Regions from separate parts of the Homo sapiens genome. Here region 2 is linked to region 1. A link is a contact called in ENCODE Hi-C or POLR2A ChIA-PET data. All regions are on one chromosome and are shown on one strand. The core of a region is the stretch at or near the end of the contact, and the rest is flanking DNA. Distances in the headings are between cores, read along the strand shown. Region 1 overlaps NBR1 (NBR1 autophagy cargo receptor). Region 2 overlaps ARL4D (ARF like GTPase 4D).

Evidence for each region. Hi-C counts contacts between places; a loop is a spot of excess contacts on that map. ChIA-PET counts read pairs that join two places held with the same protein, here RNA polymerase II (POLR2A). Pooled maps may share reads with other maps.
Region 2: POLR2A ChIA-PET joins it to region 1 with 12 read pairs in activated naive CD4-positive, alpha-beta T cell. The contact joins two enhancer-like sites. A Hi-C loop is called at or near these places in 4 of 50 pooled maps. POLR2A ChIA-PET finds 5 or more read pairs at or near these places in 4 of 52 experiments (H1, T-cell, activated T-cell and 1 more).

What each region holds. Positions count from the first base shown.
Region 1 is chr17:43,174,209-43,178,478 of GRCh38, reverse strand. NBR1 (NBR1 autophagy cargo receptor) reads right to left here. Exons shown (of 21, transcript NM_005899.5): 2 at 2,578-2,688; 3 at 481-543. The coding sequence starts at 2,679. Among named protein-coding and RNA genes, the nearest start is that of NBR1, 5.1 kb to the right of the region's middle. Within about 2 kb of position 2,259, at least 2 of the 41 ENCODE cell types and tissues checked have a DNase peak (open chromatin) inside an H3K27ac peak, as active enhancers do.
Region 2 is chr17:43,400,209-43,404,478 of GRCh38, reverse strand. It overlaps ARL4D (ARF like GTPase 4D), which reads right to left. Exons shown (of 2, transcript NM_001661.4): 2 at 3,342-4,270. The coding sequence ends at 4,141. Among named protein-coding and RNA genes, the nearest start is that of ARL4D, 3.4 kb to the right of the region's middle. Within about 2 kb of position 2,223, at least 4 of the 41 ENCODE cell types and tissues checked have a DNase peak (open chromatin) inside an H3K27ac peak, as active enhancers do.

The DNA of each region.
Region 1 (4,270 bases), core at 1,010-3,509:
CTTGAACCCAGGAGCTGGAGGTTGCAGTGAGCAGAGATCGCACCACTGCACTCCAGCCTAGGTTATGGAGTGAGGCTTCATCTCACAAAAAAAAAAAAAGAAAAAAAAAAAAGGTTCTCTCAGGCCAGGCCAGGCATGGTGGGTGTCTCACACCTATAATCCCAGCACTTTGGGAGGCTGAGGTGGGAGGACTGCTTGGGCCCAGGAGTTCAAGACTGGCCTGAGCAACATAGTGAGACCCTGTTTCCTTTTTTTTTTTTTAAGTGAAAGTTATCTCTGAGATATTCTTCAGTGTTGCTTCTCCATTTCTCAACTCCATCTCAGATGCTGCAAGTCTTCTTAGAATATTCAGTTATCAAATATATTTAAACCACCACACAAATAAGCTAAACACTATTTTGAATTATTAAAGCCCATATCACTGGAGAAATAAGATCCCTATTCTGAACACCTAGCAATAAGTGCCATAATATATTTTACCTCTTCATTTTCCTCATCCAGGTATTTTATTTGAATAGTATTCAGATCAAATGAAACTTTTACCTATAAAAGAGATACATATTTAAAGGCAGGTTATAATGTACACAGAAGTCAAAGTAAAAAAAACCCACAAAATCAAAAGACAAACAACAAACAACCTTAATAACCCATAACAAAGGGTTAATATCTGCAACACACCCAGAGTACCAGCAAAACTGCTAATGATACAATTAACAACCCAGGTAAAAATATACATAAAATTCATACAAGAGGAAATCAGAACACCTAACAAATACATCAGAAGACTTTCAAACTTTCTGGTGGTCAGAACAATGCAAATTGAAGCAATGAGATGACATCTCATCAGAATACCAAACTGTGTGTGTGTGTGTGTGTGTGTGTGTGTGTGTGTGTGTGTGTGTGTGTTTTGGGTGGGGTGTGGGGTAGGGAACAGCAAATGTTTTTTAAAGCCATAACATCCAGTGTTGTCAAAACTTCAGGACACTGTCATGTATTTCTGTGTGCTGCTACAATTGTTCTGCAAAGCATTTGGCAGAATCTATTAAAATTTCAAATAAAATGCTTTGTGACCCATTAATCTCACATTTGTATAGGACAGAGTTTATCCTGTAGAACAGTGTATAAGTTATGTGTATAGATGGATATCTCCTGAAGTTTCAAGATAAGAAAAAAAAAAAACGAAAAATATCTTTTTTTTTTTTTTTTTGAGATGGGTCTCACTCTGTCGCTCAGGCTGGATTATAGTGGCTTGATCTTGGCTCACTGCAGCCTCAACCTCCAGCACTCAAGCAATTCGCCCACCTCAACCTCCGGAGTAGCTGGAACCACAGGTGCCTGCTACCAGGCCCAGCTAATTTTTGTATTTTTTTGGTAGAGATGGGGTTTTACCATGTTGCCCAGTCTGGTCTCAAACTCCTGAGCTGAAGTGGTCCACCCATCTTGGCCTCCCAAAGTGCTGGGATTCTAGGCGTGTGCCACTGTGCCTGGCCAAATAATGTTTATAGTATGATCCTAGTATGATATCTGCATGAACATGGAAAATTTAAAGTACATACAGGGCTGTTAACATTGGTTACCCAAAGAAGGTGGGAGTAACAGATGAGGGGGGGGAGAATGGAGGGCTATTAACTGCTTGAGATGGTTTCTCTTCTTAAAATGGGCATGTATTATACTTATACAATTTAAAATTTACAAGGAAGAAAAAAGGCAAGCTGTCAGCTCATTTAACTACTAGGAAAAGAAAGATAACTGATTTTCACATCTTTTGGCAAACAAGATCTAACTTCTTTCTGAATCCAATCTTTTTTTTTTTTTTGAGACGGGTCTCACTGTCACTGATAGGACAGTATGAACAGGTATTTGCTGGAAGGCAGACAACTACCTCAGATCATCTTTTAAGATCTACCATTTCTTTCCCTTTTTAGTTATCATCAGATATAACCAGGTAAACGTAGATTTTTACCAAAGGGTTTCAGAGAGAAACACAGTCAACACAGGAAGTAAAACATTCACCACTGCAAACTGAACAAAAACAGAAGAGTACAAAGGGCAAACCAAGAGGAGGAAAAGCCTTAGCAAAAAAACGGAACAGGTGAACTGCTGTCTAAGCAGGTATGAAAGTTTTTCCTGCTCAACTCTGAGATACTCAACCTCTGACCTAGCAATAAAAACAATTGATAGGCTCTTGCAAAACACAAGTTATATCCTTGTGCAAAACACAAGTCATATCCTCACACAAGAGAACATTTCCTTGGGATCTGGTTGGGTGGAGTCCACACCAATTCACTCCTCATACTGGTTCTAAAATTAATAGGTTTTCTAAATCCTATCTCACTAAAAACAATTTTACCTTCCCTTTCTAAAATGTTCAAAAGGAAATTTATGTGTTGGTTCCCTTTATTGGGGCACATCTCATATATGAATACTGAAACCCTATCAAAAGCAATTTTCCAAAAGGCCCAGAAATGGTAACTATGACAGACTTCACAGCTATGAAACAACACTGCTAAAAATAGCTACCTTTGGAAAAAATAACCATGCTTAAACCAAGGAGAAACAAAATAAAGTAACACTCACCATAGCTTCGATATCAGCCCAAGTTGTATTTTCTGGATCAGAAACCAGAAAGCTTTGAATTTCATTTTTAAAAGTCACATTTAGAGTAACCTGTGGTTCCATGCTGTGAGGCTAGGGTTGAGAAGGTTGGTGGGAGAGAGAGAAAAACACATTAGAAAGGGTTCTATAAGTTGCACTAAAAGTTCACTCAGCAAATACTTGTGAGGACCCAATATGGGCTGGGCTTGGGAGACAGCAATGAACAAAAGAAACACTGTCCCTGTTCTTACGAAACTTACCATCACTGTTAAATAGGAATTGTTTCAGGAAAGAAAGATAGGCTAAAACCATGCCATAAAGACTTGTACTTAAGTCACAAAAATTATTCTTGAAGTTATTAGGAACTTCCACATGTTGGAAACATGTGGAAACAGAAGTATGCTGAAAGTATTTAAATTTTGACCACATTCCCAGAAATCATCTAGCATTTGTAAAATCCTTACGGTACTTTATGATGACTGGTTAACTAAACAAATACTTACTAGTAGCAGGACATACCAACATGGATAAGAGAGATAAGGTCTCTGCCCTCAGGGAACTTGTATTCTTGTATGACTTGAGAGTGACATTCTACATTTTTCTTGCAGAAGGAGGGTTGTCCTAACTTGAGAACCTAGGTTTTCTACCAGTTTTACGAACTTACAGGCCAAAACACTAGCCAAGAAACTACACAGAGGTAGCATTCAATGCCCTCCATCCAAGTTACTATGTTTTTTCACAATCTACTGATTTTTTATTTTATTTTATTTATTTATTTATTTTTGAGACGGAGTCTCGCTCTATCGCCCCAGGCTGGGGTGCAGTGGCACGATCTCAGCTCACTGCAACCTCCACCTCCTGGGTTCACGCCATTCTCCTGCCTCAGCCTCTCGAGTAGCTGGGGTGCCCGCCACCACATCCGGCTAATTTTTTTTTTTTTTTTTGTATTTTTGGTAGGGACGGGGTTTCACCGTGTTAGGCAAAATGGTCTCGATCTCCTGACCTCATGATCTGCCTGCCTTGGCCTTCCAAAATGCTGGGATTACAGGCATGAGCCACCGCACCTGGCCTTGTACTGATTTTTTAAATGGGGGATTTCAAACATATATAAAAGTGGAGAGTAATAAACACTTAGTTAAACCAACAATCAACTCAAGGCTATCCTCATTCACATATACCCCCGCATCTCCCACTTCTGCCCCAACAATGAACTGACCATAGTCAACTAATGTTTTAACCAAACTATAATAATATAATTATTTTATATTATTGTATTTATTTATTTTGAGATAGAGTCTTGTTCTGTCGTCCAGGCTCAAGTGCAGTGGCACAATCTTGGCTCACTGCAACCTCCACCTTCTGGTTTCAAGCGATTCTCTCACCTCAGCCTCCTGAGTAGCTGGGACTACAGGCGCCCGCCACCACGCCTGGCTAATTTTTTTGTATTTTTAGTAGAGACGGGGTTTCACCGTGATAGCCAGGATGGTCTCGATCTCCTGACCTCGTGATTCCACCCACCTCGGCCTCCCAAAGTGCTGGGATTACAGGCGTGAGCCACCATGCCCGGACTATTTTTTAAAATATTTTTATGGGAAAATTTAAATCTATACAAAAGTAGAGAGAATATAATGAATCCCTATGGACCCATAAGCTAGCTTCTTTCATAATTATCAAC
Region 2 (4,270 bases), core at 974-3,473, 230 kb before region 1:
AAGAATAGGAATATCTAACATGTTCAAAAAAATTTTTTAAGGGAACAGCGAATACCCTCTTCTGGATCATCCAGAGGAGGAGGTCTCATGCATCCACCCACAAACTCCCCAACAGATGGCCTTGGAAATGAAGTGCAGCCACACTGCCCACCCTTTCCAGCTGAATGCTGGCCTGGGTCTCCCTTGCCACCCTCACTCCCTCCCTTTCCTCTCTACCCACTGGCCCCATTCAAAACAGGCTTGTGTTAGAGAACATGCTGTCCTGTGTGCTCCTAGCACTTGGGCAGAACTCAGCACTTCCCAGGCCCTGGTGGAGGTGTCCATCTCAAGAAAGACTTGCAATGACACGTGGTCAGGATAAAGGAAGGATGGGAACTTCTGGCCAGATTTGAGGCCAGACCTCTGCTGGGCTTAGGAGATAAAGCTCTCACTCCCCAGGAAGGGGAGTGAGAGAGCGGAAAGCTGGTCCTTAATCTAATCAAGGAGAGGGAAGAGGGAGGGAGGGGGGAATCTGAGCTCTGAGATAACTGTGCTCGCTCCCTGTCTCCTACCTCCTATCCTCTGCCCTGGGAGTACAAAGACCTGGCCTGGGAGGAAGGAGCTGGGTGCACTGCTAAGTGGCCGTGTATCCGCGGGCAAGTCACTGCCCACTCTGGGCCTTAGGGACTTCTTTCCTTCCTCTGTCTTCCTTGAGCCCTTGCAGCATGGAGAGGACTGGAAAGGGCATGGGAAAGTGGGGGACCACTGCCATCTTTGCCCTCATGATGAGGAGCTCCAGGAAAGGAAGGCTTCCATCTGGATTTTATGTTCCAACCTGTGCAAGAAGGGGTGGCTGGGTGGGGAAGGACAGCTCAGAAGAAAGCCTCAACTCTGGGGTTGGGCATGGTGGCTCACGCCTGTAATCCCAGCACTTTGGGAGGCTGAGGCAGGCAAATCACTTGAAGTCAGGAGTTCAGGACCAGGCTGATCAACGTGGCGAAACCCCATCTCTACTAAAGATACAGAAATTACCCAGGCATGGTGGTGCGTGACTGTAATCCCAGCTACTTGGGAGGCTGAGACATGGGAATTACTTGAACCGGGGAGGTGGAGGTTGCAGCAAGCCAAGATCGCACCGCTGCACTCCAGCCTGGGTAACAGAGGAGGAAAAAAAAAAAAAAAAAACGGCCTCTACTCTGGAACTCTGGGTCTACAGCAGGTTTCCCTCAACTTTACAGGCAACTAGCCTCAGCCACACCACTCTTGGCCCCCAAGGAAGAGCTCCTCAGCACCCATGCCAGGGTCTCGAAGAAATCCTACTTAATAGAGAAGCCAGTACAGGGCAAATATAACCTCACTCTCCATCCTGATCACACCCTCATTCCTTGCCCTTGCCCTGAGTTCAAAATGCAGAATCTCTGGGCAGGACTGGAGAGTGAGAGGTTCTCTCTCCCTCTCTCATCCTGCAGATAGGAAGTGATCCCTTCCCTTCCAGCTCTCCAGTCCCTTTGATGAGCCAAGGCAGGAGGATTATTCCAAAGCTCCTGACTCTGACCCGGCCACAATTTGTGGCTTTCTACTCAGAATTCCCCAGTGTTCCCCTCTCCCCACTACTCTGGCAGAGCAGTTGGCTTCTCCGTCTCTCTCTGACACAAGCCCCCATCTTCCTTTAGTGCCACCAGCTGGACAGTCAGGCCAGAGGGACTGGGGAAGAGCCTGGGACATTCAAAGGCCTCCTGTGGACCATGATCCCTGACCGCCCCCAGGGCTGGGCATGGGGAAGCAGAAGATACCTGTTTTAAGCAGGTAGGGAAGGAGTGTGGTTGGAAGAGCCAGAATCAGGAGCTGACATCTTGGAGGCCCCTCTGCTAGGGATTGGGGAACACCTCTGCACCTCTTCCCCCAAATCTGGAGACCTAAGTACACCAAGTGACAAGAAATGAAAATGTATAATTGAAGATTTTAAGACAAAAGAGCAGAATTTGGGTGGGGTGGGGAGGAAAGATCTCCTGGCAGGACAGAGGGTCAGTTCTGGCCAGTTCCTTTCCAGCCTGGACTGGGGCCTCAACCTGTCCTTGGGCTATAGGACTGTGCCCCAAAAAGACTGGGAGAGGAGTCGCAGGTGTGTCTGGGGGAGGGGCAGGTAGCACATGTTCCCAGCAGAACCAGCCCAGCAGTTCTGTCAAGCAGGCCCTAGCACTGACGCACACTTGGGCACCCTTCCGGATCAATGCACACTCACCCCAATCCTGCCAGCTACAGGGATGGGGAGGGGACCAAATCTGAGCTTCTGGCAGCGCTGGGTAGGAAGAAGCAAGTTCTTTAGGAAACCTTCCCCAGAAGTGGGGGTTGCCGGCACCTTCTCTTTCTCCCCAGGTCCTTTCATCTGATTCCGGAGAAGAGGAGACAGAATTGGGGAGAAGCAGGGTGTGAACGCTGAACCTGCTCTGGGGATTGTGTGTTTGCACAAAAGGTGGCAGGGGGTGGCTGGAGGGCTCGACAACTGGAAAGAATTGTGCTTGTTTTTTTTCTTTTTTAGAGACATGGTCTCCCTATGTTGCCCAGGCTGGTCTTGAACTCCTGGGCCCAAGCCATCCTCCTGCCTCAGCCTCCCAAAGTGCTGGGATTACAGGCGTGAGCCACTGTGCCCGGCCTTGTGCTTAGTTCTTACTCACTGCTCCCACCCAGAAGATTAAGAGGATCTAAGGGTTCTGTTATCAGACATAGCTGGCCCTGGTGCTGGTGAGTAGGGGCACTCAAGCCCTTGTAATATTAGCATTTTATTCTTACAATCACCACAAATACTGGGGGCTTATGTCTTCCCCCTTCTATCTTGGAGTCTGGAGGGTGTATGTCCAGCAGTCCTCTCTGCCACCAAGCACAAACAGCTACTACTTCTGCCCCTCTCGTGAGAAGAGCTACCATTCCCAGAGCTGGAAAACTCATGGCTTAGTCACCAGGGCCAGGCTGGCTCAATCCAGCCCAGGCCTCCCTAGCACCAGCCGCTGCCATCATGCCAGTGAGCCAGTCAGCAGGATTGAGTACACAGAGGTGACTTAAGGCCAGGGAGGAATTACTTTCCACTCTCACCACATCTTACAAGGAGGAAAAAAATCAAACCAACCTAAGACTGGGGAAGTGGGGAGGATGGGAACAGAATGGCTCTTTGAGGACTTACCTATATAGACTTAGGTGTCACCAAGGTCAAGAACCTAGGAGTAGCTCAGACTAGCAAAATTTGAAGTTAAATCTGCAAGGAGCAGTTGATATAAGGGACAAGTAAGACCCAGAGGATGAGGGGAGGGGTGTTAAATCAGAGAAAAAGGAAGTGACCCCACCCAAAAAACTACAGAGATCAGGCAATAGCTTGAGGGGTTTTCCACTCCCCCCTATAATTTTCACAAGCCATCCCGTAACACACAATCTAATTTTTATAAGTGCTTGCTTTGCAAATTCAGCTTCAAGATAAATCTCCCTCCCCCTGCGCCACAACCCCATATAGAAATCTTGAATTGTCTCTGGGGCAAGATAAGGAGAGGAAAATGCCCCAGACCAAGGTAAGAGCTACAGTTATCAGTCTTTAATAACTTACAGGCAAATGCTAAAAAATAGTTAATAACAATAATACAGAGGACACACACAGCTTATAAAAAGGGTCATGGATCTACAAATGTGGGGAGGGGTTCTTGGCACTTTCACAGACACAAAAATAAAAACTATGTGACTGGTATTCCTAGAAAAGCAGCCTGGGGAGACTCCCCAGTTGGGGGACAGAGGAAGGGGAGATAGTTATTTCATCCCAAACACATTCTCCAAGTCACTTCCATCCCCCCGCCCCCAAACACATCCAATTAAAAATTTTTAGCCAGAGAAGAAAAATAAGAAACAGGGTCGAGGTAGAGTCACAGTTTACATTTACGTCTCCACAGTCCTGCAGCGCCCACTTCTCCAGAGAGGATGAGAGAGATATGCAAAGACATCCCATCTCCCATCCCCACCCCAGTGTGGCACCAAAACGGGACACCCCATGCTCCTCTCTCCTTCATTGAGGTGGACAGGTCCTGCACCCCAGTCTGACTGAGAGGTCACAGGCTGGTCCCACCCTGCTGTCCAAGTGTGCAGACCCCTACTAGGTGGGAGGAAAGGGAGGGGGGGCTTGGGTCACCGTCTCTTCTTGCCACCCCGAGCTGCCTTCTTCCTCTTGAGGATCATCTCATAGAGGCGCTCAAGGCCCTGCTGCAGGCCCAGACCGTCCACAGCGCTGCAGCCTTGCACATGAGTGAGAGTGGCG